Regions from separate parts of the Homo sapiens genome. Here region 2 is linked to region 1. Evidence: read pairs that join two places in POLR2A ChIA-PET (ENCODE). Cell type or tissue: MCF 10A. All regions are shown on one strand. Links, peaks and the distances in the headings refer to the core of each region. The heading gives the core; the rest is flanking DNA. Region 1 has its middle 120 kb from the start of MIR1973. Region 2 has its middle 100 kb from the start of TRAM1L1.

The links. Peaks named below come from ENCODE experiments on the same cell type or tissue, not always from the same donor. Only the 100,000 strongest peaks of a DNase experiment are listed, where the experiment ranks them.
Region 2: POLR2A ChIA-PET joins it to region 1 with 10 read pairs; 2 of 35 experiments call an interaction of 5 or more read pairs at or near these places.

Annotation. Positions count from the first base shown.
Region 1 is chr4:116,175,564-116,183,914 of GRCh38, forward strand. No RefSeq gene overlaps it. Among named protein-coding and RNA genes, the nearest start is that of MIR1973, 120 kb to the right of the region's middle. In MCF 10A, for the core only: a CTCF peak has its summit at 4,698 (motif pointing right); no DNase peak of the experiment used is centred there.
Region 2 is chr4:116,976,756-116,985,106 of GRCh38, forward strand. No RefSeq gene overlaps it. Among named protein-coding and RNA genes, the nearest start is that of TRAM1L1, 100 kb to the right of the region's middle. RefSeq lists an enhancer at 3,233-4,432. In MCF 10A, for the core only: no CTCF peak of the experiment used is centred there; a DNase peak (open chromatin) is centred at 3,886.

The DNA of each region.
Region 1 (8,351 bases), core at 136-8,135:
TATGCGTGTGTGAGTGCTGATATAGTTCTTGTGCTGATTCCTTCTCATCTGGAGAAGCTGTCACTTCTTATTTTTGATTTTACTCTCATTTCAGTAGGACTATGTTTTTTCCTTTTCATGGTGTGACTGTAATGTATGTTGTGTATTATTGCTTGGCTTTTATTCCAGATCCTTTCAGGGGGCCTTGGGTCTGTATGAGTTCCTTGATTATAGATGGCTTTTGTGCAATAGATTTCTCAAATGCTGATTGTAGCAGCAATGTATTGGGTGTATGAGTAGGTTCACTCTTTTTCTGTGAGACTAAGAGTGCAGAGATCTCAAAAAGTTTATCTCATTCCCCAGCACTATGCTCTTTTGTCAGCAGGCTTTTTACTTGGTTGTACATTCTGATCTCCAGACCATTTCACACCTTGTGCAGAGGGAACCAGATCTATTATAGGGGAGAGTTTTGACAAATAGGTACATTAAAGTAAAATAATTGAAAACTGTCAGGTTACTTGCAAACAACTCTGTAACTACTGGAATAAGGCAGAATGCTATCATTCTAAAATTTAACACCATTAGTTCAATAGAAAATACCATAGTATTTCAGTGACAACAGATTAGTTATGTTCTTCAACTTTGAAGATTATTTAAAAATATTCATATCTTCAGCAAAGGGAAAGAAAGAGGTTTAAAGTGTATATGCACTCATGCCACTGCTATCATCCTTCAAACTGCAATTATGCTTCACCTATATTGAAACAAGAGCATCCTTTGTCCTTCATTTTAATCTTGACCTCTCCATGTCAATTGATTCTGCAAAACTGACAAATCTTATCACATCCCAATTTAAGATTGCAAAAATTTCTCATTCCAGTTTCTATAAGCTTAACCTTTTTTATAAATGGCTAGTTGGGAGTAATATTACCTAGAATTCTGTTTAACTCTCAAACCTTATTGGTCCTTGTTTCGTCATGAAATCTTTGCCTGTGCCTATGTCCTGAATGGTATTGCCTAGATTTTCTTCGAGGGTTTTTATAGTTTTGGGTTTTACATTTAAGTCTTTAATTGATCTTGACCTAATTTTTATATGAAGTGTAAGGCAGAGATCCAATTTCAATTTCCTGCATATGGCTAGCCAATTCTCCGAGCACCATTTATCAAATAGGGAATCCTTTCCCCATTGCTATATGCAGCACTTTTTATATTATTGAAAACCCCCAGTTAGACTTTAGAGTTGCTGCATGCTAGTCCTTCAGCTCAGAATATTTAGTGCTGTTTTTCTTGCTTCTGCACAATTTTTTCAGTTAGCTGTTACTATTAAATAAATGGCCCCAAACACAGTAGTACAAAACTACAAATTATTGTTTCTAATGTTTCTGTGATTCTGTGGAAGGGCTAAGAGGTTGTTTTGTTTTGCATTGTCTTAGCTGGGCCTGAATGATCTCCCACTAACTCACTTACATATCTGGGTGACACAGTTTGGCTCTGTGACCCCATCCAAATCTCATTTCGAATTGTAATCTCCACATGTCAAGGGAGGGAGGTGACTGGATCCTGGGAGTGGTTTTCCACATGCTGTTCTCATGATAGTGAGTGAGTTTTCATGAAATGGTTTTATTAGCGTCTGGCACTTCTCCTGTAAGCACTTTTCAAATCTCTGCTTGTGGCCATTTTTGTTATTGCCCCACTGGCAAAAGCAAGTCATATGCCAATCCAGACTTGGAAGATGCGGAAATCAACCCCACTCATCAATAGGGGAAGTAGTGGCAAAGTCACAGCACAAAAAGATGTATACAAACGGATTAGAGGCGTCATTGCAGCTTTTTTTGAAAATGATCTTCCACATCAATCTTTTAGCCTCCCTTCAAGTTTCTCTTCTTTAAGATGAAGTTTAGGAAGAACCTACTCATCCCATCCATAAGTTTTGTGTGACTTCCTACTCTCAGAGAATCTTTTATTGTTTTCCTTTCTGGCATTAATTATATTTATCAGCAAATATTTTAGAACTTGTGTATGTATTAATGCTTATCCAGTATAATCAAGTCAACTCAGTGTCTACTGAGCTGGCAATGCTCAATATTTTTTTAAATGAATGAATGATTGAATTCTACCAATGGGTGAGGCATGTCAGTCTTTAGTGGAACAAAAACTGAACATTTTTTAAAGTAATGAAAATTAATAATTAAGCATAAAATGTGTGTTTTTGTATGTGTGTGTGGATGATAAGTAGATTTTTACATTTTCAACATTGTGTTGGTTACACAATTCTATTTTCATGAAGTAAAACCAATTCATTAACTTCAGAAAAGGCTGTATTCAGAAAAGAGGATTAAATAAAATTAAACCATTTGACGTAGGTTAGGGAATGTGTCTTTGAGACTCTCACTTTATATTGTGAACTCGCCAAGTGTTTGCTCTTTAGCAATCAGGACAAGGCCTATTAGAGCATATTATTTTCTGTCTTTATGACCTATACTAACCTTGGTGCAGAAATAGCACTTTTTTGAGTCTTCCATATAATATCATCATATAACATGTTTACTAAGCAATTTAGATTTTTCATCATAAGATTACATAGCAAACGACTGTAATCCCAGCACTTTGGGACGCCGAGGTGGGCAGTTCACGAGGTCAGGAGATTGAGATCATCCTGGCTAACACAGTGAAACCCCGTCGCTACTAAAAATACAAAAAATAATTAGCCAGGCGAGGTGGCAGGCGCCTGTAGTCCCAGCTACTCAGGAGGCTGAGGCAGGAGAATGGCGTAACCTGGGAGGTGGAGCTTGCAGTGAGCTGAAATCACGCCACTGCACTCAAGCCTGGGCAACAGAGCGGACTCCGTCTCAAAAAAAAAAAAAAAAAGAAAGAAAGAAAGATAGATTACATAGCAAAGAGAAAGGAGGTGTTTTTTGTTTGTTTGTTTGTTTGTTTTAATATAGCCCTCTCTACAGCAGATAAATTCCAAAATTAGTAGTAGTTATTTATCTTTTCCAAAATCCCTTCATGGTCATACAGCGTCTAAGACAGGCTTTGCTCTGCTGTACTTTAAAAATAAGTTGAACTCAACTGGGCATTGTGGCACATGCCTGTAGTCACAGCCACTTGGGAGGCTGAGGTGGGAGGACTGCTTGAGCCCAGGCAGTTTGAAGCTGCAGTGAGCTGTGATTATGCCACCGCACTCCAGCCTGGGCAACAGAGTGAGATCCTATCTCTAAAAAGAAATACTTTTTAAAAATAAGTTTAACTCTGCTCTTGTTTCTTATAATGCATATCCAAAGGCTCATATTGTTGGTCAGCAAAACCAAATAATCATATAAACAACAGTGTCCACATGTTTTAGAAAGCACATTTTTAATAATGTTTAGTGGTGCGTATTCTCTGTGTCTTCACCTCCAAAATACTGAACTTATTGAATATTTGTTCTAAACACAAAATGGCTAGGTGTGCTGGCTCACACCTGTAATCCCAGCAATTTAGGAAGCTGAGGCAGGAGGATTCCTTGAGCTCAGCAGTTCAAAAGTAGCCTGTGCAACATAGGGAGACTTTGTCTCTTAAAAAAAAAAAGAAAAGAAAGAAAGAAAGAAAAAAAACCATATCTAAGCATGTGGCACATGCATTTGGTCCCAGCCACTTGGGAGGCTGTAGTGGAGGATCGTTTGATCCCATGAGGCCGAGGCTGCAATGAGCTGTGCTGAGGCTGCAATGAGCTGTGATCATGCCACTGCACAACCTGGATTGCACAGCCTGGGCAAGAAGAGCAAAATCCTGTCTCAAAAACAAATAAATTAAACAAATAAATAAATACAATATTTCTATACTCAAGGGAAATTCTGACGAATGATTTCCTTCCTTTTTTATAGGTCAGAATGTAAAGTGTGTGGTAGATGAAAGAGAGTGTGATAGGAGGGACACATAGGGGCTTGCATGGGAGGAAAGACTACCCAGATCTGGAAATAAAAAGTGAAGATTTCAGAGGGTTGAAAACAGGAAGTGGAACCATTATTTTAACTACAGGTGGGAGAAGCATATCTAAACACTAGAAAGCCAATATTATGGGAAAAATTATCCTTGAATAGTTCAATTCTGGATATAAGGAGGAAACAAAATTTAGATGTATGGGTGTCAGCAAGGCTGTGAAAGGAATGAAAAATGAGAGCTTGCAAAACCTTATGAGATAAAATTATGAAAATCTAGAAATATAATCCTGTGTCTGATTACATTTTTTTAAAATTACTTTTCTCTCTATCTCTATATGTATGTATATAATCAAAGAAAATATGTGTAAAATCTGTTATGAAAGAGTATACAGCCCATTTTGTACCACAAAATAGAAATTTAATTACCAAAGTTTGTATAGACTGTCAAACATATTTGTTGAGATACAATTAGATACAATATTATAGTCAGTTGTATTAGTATGTATGTTTATTTTGTGTAAAAATATCATTCTTCGGAAAGCAAATTGCAACTAAAGTATCTAACAAGAGACTCAATCTCATTACTTCATAGATTTTATTATACTTTCTCATTATGCAATGAGCTGTCTTGTTATTATTTCTTCCTCAGAGGATCATTAAACATTTACATATATATTTTAATAGCCTGCAGTTTCGATTAGATGGAGGACATTGGCATTATAATTTTGTGAACAGATCACTGTCCTCTGAGCTGGTTTATGTTTGTTTACTGATCTTCCAGCAGATGGTGCCCTTGCAACAGATATTCTTGTTTTTTGTTTTGTTTTTTCATGATTGGGGTAAAAGATGCATCACTACTTTCTCTTTTGTGGTGGTATAATTAATAAAGATATATTTTATGAACATATTGTACCCCTTCTACATTTTTCTCAGTATTTCAGAAACAGCAAGACTGCCTAGGAATATGAATAGATATTATTGCTTGCTTTTCCTGTCTTCCTCCTCCCGAAGAGTTACAGTCATTTGCTCTTCTCACACTCCAAACAGTAGACTGTTTACATTCTATAGTCAAGTATTTTCTGTTACCAGGATTCTGGAGACAGATAGCCCATGGCTTAAAACAGTCCTTAAGCAATCTTTTACCAAATCCTGTGACTTTTCTGTAGAACATTCCTCTGTTATTTTAGCTCCCCATTTGACTCTGGCAGACAGTTCACCTTTTCTATTTCACTGTGCAGTATTGCAGGGGTTATATTACTTCCTTCGTTTGCTTATTTTTTCAGTTGGCTATGTTATTCTGGAAATTGTAACTAATTTGGAGGCATTATCTTACAATTGTTTTTGTAAGGCCAATAGAAATGCAATATAACATTTGCAGCCAGTAAGGCTTAATAAATTAAACATGCTGCTTATAGTTTTAAATCATTTTTTATTCATGTCCAGATGCTAACTTTCTCTTAATACTTGAATTTGTGTAATCATTCTTACCCTCAATATAGTCTCTATAATTAAAATGGTCTCCTCACGGCTTTCACAATATGCATCCTCCTTCCTATCGTTCTAAACTCCTAAACCAACCTTGTCCTTGACGCATTTCCCTTCCTATTCCCCTTCACATGTTAACCAATCAGTTAATTAATCTGTTAATTAATTGTTACATGTTTTCATTCAACATATATTGAATTAGGCCAGTGTTTAGAGTAATGTTTTCTACAAAAAATAAAATATGGTTCAGAAAATTTTGCTTTCTCAGTGATGTTTTACTGATCAAAATCCTCCCATCTATCACTGCCAATAAAACTCATTTAACACGAACACATTTTTTTAAAGTGACAAAGAACAAAACAATATTACATTATGTGCTTTATGATGATTCAAAGGCAAATTGCAGGACACAGCTTAAAAGGGGAAAATAAAGTTTTTAGAAGAGTAAATTGGAGAATCTTTTATAACAGAAACATGATTTTTCTATTGAATTTCAAACTGGAAAATGACAAATTTTTTTTCAATTGTAACACCAAATTTTCTCTTGACTTCATATTCTGTTGTGTCATAGATGAATGATAATATGTTCTAAGATATGGTCCAAATATACCTCATTGATAAAATTTTGAAGTATAAAATTAGAATGATTATTATGAAAATAATGTACAGTAATAAAAATTAAAATTTAAAATGTTAAGTAATATATTGACACAAATTTTAAAAAATTAAATACAAAATATAAGAAAGAATGAAAAAATCACTTGAATAAAACCTATCTCCCTATTCCTAGTGTATTATTTTCCTTGGGCTTCCATAACAAAGTACTATAAACTGGGTGGACTAAAACTACAGAGATTAGTTCTCTATAGTTCTAGAGGTTAAAAGTCTTGATTCTAGAAGAACCAAGTTTTTGGCAGAGCCATTTTCCCTCAGAAACCTGTAAAGGAAGATTCTTTTTAGCCTATCCAGCTTCTGCGAGCCCCAGGCATTCCTTGGCTATGGCAGCAATGCTCCAACCTCTGCCACAGTTGTTATATAACTATTTTCTCCCTGTGTGCCCTCATATCTCTCTTGTATCTGGCTTTTCACTGGACTTTCTCCTCTCTTATAAGGACATCAGATATACTAATTTAAAGGTCTAACCTAGCTCAGTATGACTTCATCTTAACTAGCTATACCTATAATGACACAATTTTTAATCAAGGTCATGTTCTGGGCTACTGTGAGTCCTGACTTCAATGTATCATTTTGCAGGGCATAGAACAATCTATAACACTTGGATATAAATGTAATAAAAATTATGTATTTACATCAAGACTTTTCAAATAAAATTGTTGATCTTTTTGTATGAAAAGTTTATATAAGTAGTGGATGAATTTTGGCAGTATTCTGGTTAAATACACAAACGACCAAATGCCGACTGGGCACGGTGGCTCAAGCCTGTAATCCCAGCACTTTGGGAGGCCGAGGTGGGCAGATCACAAGGTCAGGAGAACGAGACCATCCTGCCCAACATGGTGAAACCCCATCTATACTAAAAATACAAAAATTAGCTAGGTGTGGTGGCGCATGCCTGTAATCCCAGCTACTCGGGAGGCTGAGGCATGAGAATCACTTGAACCCAGCAGATGGAGGTTGCAGTGAGCCGAGATTGCGCCACTGCACTCCAGCCTGGCAACAGAGTGAGACTCCATCTCAAAAACAGCAACAACAAAAAATACCTTTTGAGAACTTGTTATGTGCAGGAGCTTTATGTTAGCCTACACACATTTATCACACCCAACCAGTGCAATAGCTATTATATATGTTTTACACAGCAGAAAACACTCAAGCTTACAGAGAAGTAAAGTCTTCACAGCTGTTAATTCCAACATCATTCTCCATAATACCAGTAGTCCTCACAACTCAATGTATGTAAAAATCACCTGAGTACACACGTTAAAAATGTAGATTTCTAGTCAAGATAACCCAAAAACTCTAAATCAGTAGATTGAAAGTAGGAAAAAGCTAGGCATACTTATTTTTAAAACAAATCCTAGTTGACTGATGCGGATGATCTCTTTTTAAATTAAACGACACATCTCAGGTAAACAAGACTCATAAGACATATTACTATTGTCCTAATGCAATTCTGAATTATATAAAATCCACACACAGAAGCTAGGTAACCATGAAGGGATTAGGTGATTTACGTTTCAAAATAATTGTTTCAGGGGTTGAGAGTAGGCAAAATAAAAGATGGCTGGGACCATTATTGAAAGTTTCACCAACTTTATCCGAAATATGGATGTGATGTGCTTAGTTAAGAGGACAGTAATGTATAAACACCTGCTGTGGAGCTTAAGCATAACACATGTAGGGTTAAGTGAACATATGGTGCCTTAAGACTTAAGCAGAAGTATTATGGCATGCAGATAAGATTAAATAGTAAAGGCTCATTCAGAGTTTTGCAGATTCTGAATGTCAGTCTAGGGAAAGTTTTAACAAGTAGTTACCCAAGTTATAAGATGAAGTGAGGGCTTTAGAATTTTAGTAAGTAAGAAACTGGAGAATGATTTATAAGGAATAGAGAATGAAAAAAATACCAGTCAGGTATGCATCTGTTAGAGAAATAAGTTATAAAAGGAAGGAGGGAAGGAAGGAAGGAAGGAAGGAAGGAAAGAAGGAAGGCAGGAAGGAAGGAAGGAAGGAAATCAGGAAGGAAGGAAGGAAGGAGAATTAAATTATTGGGACAATAAGCAGAAATTTTTCACTACATACAATCAAAAAATGAAGGAAGAAAGCCTACAAGGAATGAAGCATAAGTATAAATTAACAAAAATAATAACATTAATAATTTACTGTATGGATTAGTTATTATAATATGTTACATGATTTAGTTCTGAAAAGATAATGTACTTGAAGAAACGGAATTCTATAAATAAAAAGTGATTTTGAAAAGGATTATAAACTATTGTAACTTAG
Region 2 (8,351 bases), core at 158-8,157, 800 kb after region 1:
TTTTAAAAATATAATTGTAGTTGTAATATGGAGTTGTAATACATAATTGGAGTTATAGTATGAATCATGAGAGTACAGAAAGAGCATTGTAACATTCCTGGGGTGACATTCCTGGGGTGACAAATAATGAACCTCTAAAAAAGTAGGGGGAATGGAGAAGAAAAGATAGGATTAAAATATGTTTATGATTATTTTAATGATGATATGTATTAAAGATGCTTAGGTTTTTTTAGCATTTCATTGTTACTCAATTAGGGCCACTTTCACACTGAATTTTGATCATTCTAATTGTGATCATGTTCGTTCATTCATTCAGTAATTACCTAAACCTTATTATATAGAGTTGACTACTCTTCTCATTACTGGGATTAAGTAGTGAATAAAAAAGCAACAAAATTATTTCCTGCTCCCATTGTGTTTATCTTTTGGTGGAATGTAAGGAAGTGGCTTGTTAAGGGTGGACATCTTGAAGACGAAATATACTAGGTTGTGTATAATTCTTGTTATGTCATGTTTAGGTGACACTGATGGGCATAATTTTATAATAGCTCCTGCTGTATTTTGCATTTTTATTTCTTAATTTCATAAATTTCAACAAATACTTTCTTCTTTGTTTCAGGAAATGAAAAGGTCATTCTCACAAGTAAATGGATAAGAATTAAACACCTAATTAACTTTAGACCAATTGCCAGCAGAGAATAAGCTCTTCTAGTATTGATATACTGCTAAGAGTTGGCATACTTTTTTCATTTCCCATGGTACATGTCAGAATGCCTCTCACCATGTTCAGAGCTAAATTCTGACAAGTCCGTTTATAAGAAATGACACTAGACACTGCTAGCATATAAAAGGAAATTAAATCTCATATGGAGAAAGATGCCAGTGTCATTTAAGCTAGTATTCAGCTGGAACTGTACCAGGCACTGTTGTTAAAGGTAATTTTGGATTTTTTTTAAACCACACATCTTATGGATTTCTTCTGTTCCAAATGCAAACTTTAGACTTATGCATAACAATTAGCAGTTGTCCCTTTTGATAGACCTAGAATGTAAATGATTAGAATTAATAAGGCAAAACAAAACAAAACTTTGCTAGTTGGTCAACTCTTGCTCTAAGCAACTATCAACATATTATTTCTAATGAAAATTAAAATTTAACGATGAAGAGTATGTGTGAATTTTTAGGTCTTCATTAAAATACCTACTAAAAGACATGAACCCAACTAAGCCTTTTACTCTCTTTCTTCTCTGAATAAAATTCAAACCCCACTTTTCAAAAACAAATGTTGCTTGTTACATGAAGATTTTAGATATTAATTTTGAATTTCAAACATATACCAAGAAGAGTTCTTGGAAACTACTAATTGCTTATACAGTAGTGTTATGGTGAGTATTTACTGCAAAAATGTCTCAAAATGAAAAAGCTCCTTTTATTATATTCTGCTTAATTTAGTCATACTATGCTCAGTGTAAAATGAGTTCTTACTTTCCCCAGAATCAAATTGCATATCAAAACATATTTTATAGTTTATTTTCCCTTTGTATATTACTTTGTCAAAACAATATTGATTAGTAATACAATCAGAATCTATCTCAGTTGCAACTTTCTTTCAACTAATAGTTTCTAGGTTACTTTGGGTTGGAGCAATAGTGAATCAGAGAAACAGTAACAAATATTGGCAATGCAATTTTAGTCTTCTAAAATAATGTTTAGTTATTCACAAATAAAAATAAAAACAAAAGAACAATTTTAGCATCACTAGACAGGAAATGGCATACTGTTTACAAATTAAGTGTAAATAATAATATACTTTGCAATTCTATAACATCTAAGGATTTCAAGGCTTTTTTATTGATATGATTTGCCATAATTTAGTTGTTAGAAGGAATAAAAGATAAAAAGTTTAATAATCCATTGATTGAAATGGGCAATACAGCATGTTTTAATGGAAAAAAACTGGTTGAAATGAAATGAAATGAAAAAAATTGTGTCCCCTTGGGTGGGTTTTTCTATTATGTTACATTCTGATAGCTTTCCTGTAGTTATTTTCTGTTGTGTTTCCTCATGCTATTTCACATGAATTATGAATCATAAATGAAACATTTATATGAATGTTTTACATGTTCACCTGTTGCATTAGCAGGATTTCTAGACAATCCTCAGGATCCCTGGGTTATACACTTTCAAGAAATCTGGCCATGGTGGCTCACACCTCCCAGCACTTTGGGAGGTTGACATGGGAGGACTGCATAAGCCCAGGAGTTTGAGACTAGCCTGGGAAACATGGTGAGACACCATCTCTTCAAAGAAAATAAAAATAAAAATTTACCCAGGCATGGTGGCACGTACCTGTGGTCCCAGATACTTGGGATTGTGAGGTAAGAGGATTGCTTGAGTTCAGAAGATTAATTCTGAAGTGAGCTTGATCACACCCCTTCACTCCAACCTGGACAACAGAGCAAGATGCAATCTCAAAAAGAAAAAATAAAAACAAAACCAACAAACAAACAAAAAGAAAATTCTAAAAATACCTACATGCCTTACACCAAAGTCTCCTAGTCTTCAACAGTTTTTAAGCCCTTGATAAAGTCACTTCCTTTTTATGAGATTCTACTGGAGGGGCTTGTTTCATAAACAATTACCCTGGCTACCTGAGTGATGTGAGTTCTTTGTAATTGTGACACTTCTGTTGCCCATTCCTGTCTGAAATTAAGGCTTCATATATGTTTTGAGTTAATAGGCAAATAGCTTACTCTTATCAGATGATTTTCTCATGCCCAGACCTACCTCTTATATTTGCAGCACATGGATAAAGTTGGAGGTTCACATATGCATACTTAAATATTTAAAATCACAAATAAACAAATGATCATACATAAAATGTGGTCTATACTAAGTTGAAAAATATGCTTTCATAGGAAATAAATAGCTCACAATGTAAACAATGCACTGTAATCCTCAACAACCATGTGTAGCTGTTGGAAATATTTTGTTACTTTGTGATTATCACTGGAATCATGTATTGCGGCACATAAAAAAAACAATAAAAGAGGCCATTTTCACTATCCAGAAAAAATGTTTTGTCATGCAAGAATCTCTGTCTTTAATGTGACCTAAGAAGAAGGATTTGCCATGTTAATAATTTGTCCTTCCTCTTAATAAGACACCTCCCTGCTCAAATCCTGCCACACACCAGTCCCCAGACACAGTATCTATTGGTGAAGCTGGAAGTAGCCTAAACTGCATTTTGTTTTTATATCAAAGCAGAAAAGATGAGGATAAACCCTCTCCTTCCTCTGGAATACATTAATATCTAAAGTATTTAGGGTTATTGGTTTTGCTGTGCCAGATTTGAAGGCTAGATCCTGAGGAATATCTGAAAGTTCTAAAGTCCTAGATTGTGTGTGTGTGTGTGTGTGTGTGTGACAGAGAGAGAGAGAAAAAAAAAAAGAGTTACAACTGAGATATGTTGGAAAGAGAGTTTCTGGGGTGCCAGTTGAGTTGGTCTCCCCTGTGTGAGACACCCATGGGGAGCCATGGGCGGCCTCTGAGGAGAAAAGTCTCGTTATTGCATTCATGTCTTTATGCCGGGAGAGCATAACCGCTCAGCTGCATTCCACAGGTTGCTCAGGGAGATAAAACTCCCTTAAAGCAGTGGAGTATAATCAAACATCTTGGCTCCTCCTGAAACCCACTCCCACCTGTTTCAGTCCCAATAAGTTAAAGATCTTAAGTAGTTAGACACATGCCTTTGCTCAAGGAAATTCACAGAAACCGCCACTGCTATACATCTGATTGAATGACTCACAAGTTCTCCTTCAGTGATTAATCCTTTTCCTCATCCTTTCCTCCCCCTCCCATCTGCCCTAAGAACAAAGAGCTTGTAAACCAATAAATTGGGCGGCGCCCAGAGCTCTAGGCCTTGAGCAAGCCTCCGATGATCCGGTCTCCTGGACCCGCCTTTTAAACGCTTATTCTGTCGCTTTCCAACTCCTTTGTCTTCGCCGGACTCGGGGTACCCGCTGGGTGGTGTGGGGCTGGTTTCCCCAACATCATACATTCTTCTTTTATTACTAATCAATATTATTTTGACAAGATAATATACAAGGGAAAATAAGAGAGACTGAGAACATCTAAAGCACAAGTCTCAGGTTACAGGCTCCTCTTACCTTATCATGTCACCTACATGGTTCTTTCCTTCAAATGTAGCCCTCTGCACCTCAGTATCACTCCGTGCATGGAACAAATGCCCCTTTGGGCATTGCAGCTTTTTGTTTAGGTAGGTCTTTTCTATATAATTTATTTATCCACTGGTGATAATTTCTCAAAGGCCTTATTATTCTTCCTTCCGGAACAGCCTTCTTTCAACCCTCCCAAACCCCACTCCCACCCACAGCTATCAAACAGGTATATGTTTGAACTGGTTCAGACTAACTTTATTATTTATTTATTTATTTACTTATTTATTGAGACGGAGTGTCTGTGGCCCACGCTGGAGAGAACCCACGTAATCTTGGCTCACTGCAACCTCCGTCTCCCAGGTTCAAGGGATTCGCAGATTCTCATGCCTCAGCCTCTCCGGAAGCTGGGACTGCAGGTGCATGCCACCACGCCCGGCTAATTTTTTGTATTTTTAGTAGAGATGGGGTTTCCCCGTTTTGGCCAGTCTGGTCTTAATTGCCTGGCTTCAAGTGATCCATCCGCGTCGGCCTCCCAAAGTGTTGGGATTACAAGCGTGAGCCGCGGTGTCTGACCCAGACTAACTTTAAATTGTTTTCCCGCAGACTTTCTGGATTCCATGCAAATGAAGATAGACTAGCATTTTAAGTGTTTCTGAACAACCTCAGACTTGTGAGAAGTTTCTCAGATTTTTACACCCACCCCAGCCTTCAGCAAAGGACTCTACTAAGATATATCACCTTATTCTATAAACTATAGCTAGTGCTTTTGCTCTTGAAGCCTCAGGAATTATTGCCACATATAACTTCAGCACTTTCTCTCTAAGAAAATAACAATATAATATAAAATGAGATTGTATATGGTATCTTAAATCCCCACACTAAATGTTGCCATCCATGGAATGGATGCAATGGAAGCATCCATTGACATTTAAATTTGGGGAATATGAATTTGGTTATGTTAGCATTAAATTTAACTGTACTCACTTTCACCTCAAAGTTTCTACAAAAATCACCTCAACTGGTAATGTTTCTGGAAGAAAGATGTCAAAAATTTTGGAATTTTTCTTACACCGTATACAAAATATTTTCTACCCAGAGAAAGGGAGAATGACATTAAGTGGGCTGAAATTTATTAGGGAAAGAAATAATAAGAAATACTGTTTGGTCAAGAGATTGTGTTTCTAAGATGACATGAGATACATACATCCTAGTATTAGGAAAGCATTGTTTAGCATTTGGTCTACAAAAAGTAATTACTATAAGTAAGTTTTAATCAATATTTACTATTTATCATGTCAAATAAATTTGCTGGGTCATAATCATAGTAAGCTCATATTTGCAGTAGTATTTTAATTTTTTGATACCTGCTTGCTTTATAGAAGATGTATATATAAATATACCCTATAAAGAGATATGATTAGGAAGATGAGAATAAAAATTATTAAAATATTAATTTCAAAGTTTGGGGGATAAAAATAATGGCAAATGACTCTTTTCTGCTTCTACATATCCTCTGTATTAATTGTCAGGATGCTATTAATGACTGTCATCTTAGTTTAACAATGAGCAATTAAGTATCACCTAAATCTGACAGAGCATATGGTACCAAAAGCTGTAGCGTGCACTCTAATAAATGATACAGCTTCTGTTTCCACTGAGGATAAAAATAAGTTTATGTTGAATGTTAATGGAATGTTTTCTGTTTCTTCTGTCAGATACTTCTTTCAAGTGTACAACAGATGATAGAAATGGATATTTTTCATGCTGCTTAAATTGGATCATTATCCCCTTTATTTGGATAAAAAGTAATCCAGAAAATATGATGCCAGTTGTCTTAGTCCATTTTGTGTTGCTATAACACTATACTCGAGGCTACATAATGTATAAACGTTTATTTGGCTTATGATCCTGCTGGCTGGAAAGACCAAGATTGGACAGCTGCTTCTAGCGAGGACCTTACGCTGCTTCCTCTCATGGCAGAAAGTGAAAGGAGAAGATCATATGGTGAGAGAGGAAACAAGGGATGAAAACCAGGGAAGCCAGACTCTTTTTAACAACCCTCTGTCATGGGAACTAATCCATTTCTCCAAGAGCGAGAACATATTTCAACCCCATAGGAGGGTTTTAACTTATTTATGAGGGATCCACTCCCATGACCCAAACACCTTCTACTGGGGACCACACCCAATATTGCCACATTGGGGATCAAGTTTCAATATGAGTTTTGGATGAAACAAACCATATTCAAACCATAGCAATCAACAAATCATTTTCAATTTCAAATTATACAATAATTTTGAATAATTTTAGTTAAAAATTAGCTGGTTTCTATGAATTTCACATTACTACAATCAACCTATTGTTAGTACCCTGTTTTGAAATATTGCTAATTTTTTATTTATAAAAAGATACTTCAGGCTGAACCTTGTTTGAAGATACTTTATTTAGAATGCTAATTATTCTTACCACAAAATATTTTAATTAGGATTCAAGAGATATATTTCAAATAAGAACTTGGGCAATTTTAATTTCTAAAGCTTAAAATTATTAAGCTGTATGTTTTTCATATTATTTATATTATTAATCTGCAATACAACTATAATAATTTATTTATTTATATATTTTTAAAGTCACCAAAATCATTGTTTAATGAAGTAAAATCTACTACACTGAAGTGATTGCTCTGTTGTGTCATCCAGATTCCTCTATTATTATGAGTGATGCAACTGTTAGCAGACATCTACCAAACACTCCTGGACTGGTCCTTGGACAAATAGAACCTTTTTTTTCTAAACTCACACCCGGAGAGCAAGCTTGATACTAATGATTGATCAATGCATGAGTACAAAAACCTGGCCTCTCTCTCGAATTACAGATAACCTTGTAGAAATATTTCAGAGTCATAACTCTCTGTGGGGTTGCCTGAGGTCTTTGTTGAGACTGCATTGCAGCCCAAATTCTCCCTTTGTTGAATCCTGCCTTCTCCCTTTCGTCATAGATATTAATCATAACAAACATCCATCACACTGAACTACATAAAAGAAATTGCTTTCCAAATGATATTATCTGCAACATTTACTCCATGGTGAAAAGAGATAATATATACTTTTAAATTATTGTTCATTAAAATGCAATGAAACTTTCAATTTCAGACAAGGTGGTATAACCAGAATACTGTTTATCTACCCAGAAATAAAAAATGCATACACACCAAATATATGTAGTGATTGTGCTCCCACCAAGGCCATGCGAGAAACTACTGGGTCCTCACTGTGAGAATCTTATAGGCTTCCTGAAGAAGAAGCCCAAGAAAGTTGTGTGGCTTTTTGAACACTGCGACCCTCAGGATTTTCTCTTTTGCATGAGTCCATATTTAGACTCTACCAGTTCATCAAAATTGTCATTTAAATGTTTGTGGCTCTGGTGACTTTTGCTACAGGTAACAAGATCTCAGTTGCTGCACATCTCTGGATGTGCATATCTTCCTATATACATAATTATAAGAAGGAAAATAGAATATATCAAAATATTGTTATCTCTTGTCTAGCTTGAGTGATTAAAGGTGATCTTTATTTTTCTTTTTATCCTTGGTACATTTAAAACGTTTTTTACAATATTTTTATAGTAAGTAAATTATCCTAAATTTCATTGGCTACAATGTTAGAACTGATGGAGGGAATTAAATGTTTCACCACTATTAACAAAAATCACAAGACTCTATACTTCATTTAGTGATAGATAAAAATAGTTACCAAATTGAATATTGCCTTTCTCTCAGAATCTCATTTCCTATTCCAGTCACATCATAGAATCCAATCCTGAGTTCGCTGGATGCCAAGTATGCAGTAATTTAGTCAGATCATCAAAGGAGAATTCATCAATATTTGGTCAGAATAAATGGAGTGTCAGAAATAGGGATTGAAAAGTGAAAAAGGAGCATTAAAAGCCATAAATAATGTTTTAATAAAGATATAGGAGAATAGAAGAACTAAGGAGAGTAGACATGTAAGGCTACTAAAAGAAGGATATTAAAATAAGAAAAAAGGATATCTTGTTTAGTTACAGATTTGAACAAACCAACACTAAAAAAATTATATACATATGAAAATTTAGAATTGAGGATCTCTATCTTGATTATATTAAGAAAATATTTTGTTTTTCATAATTGTG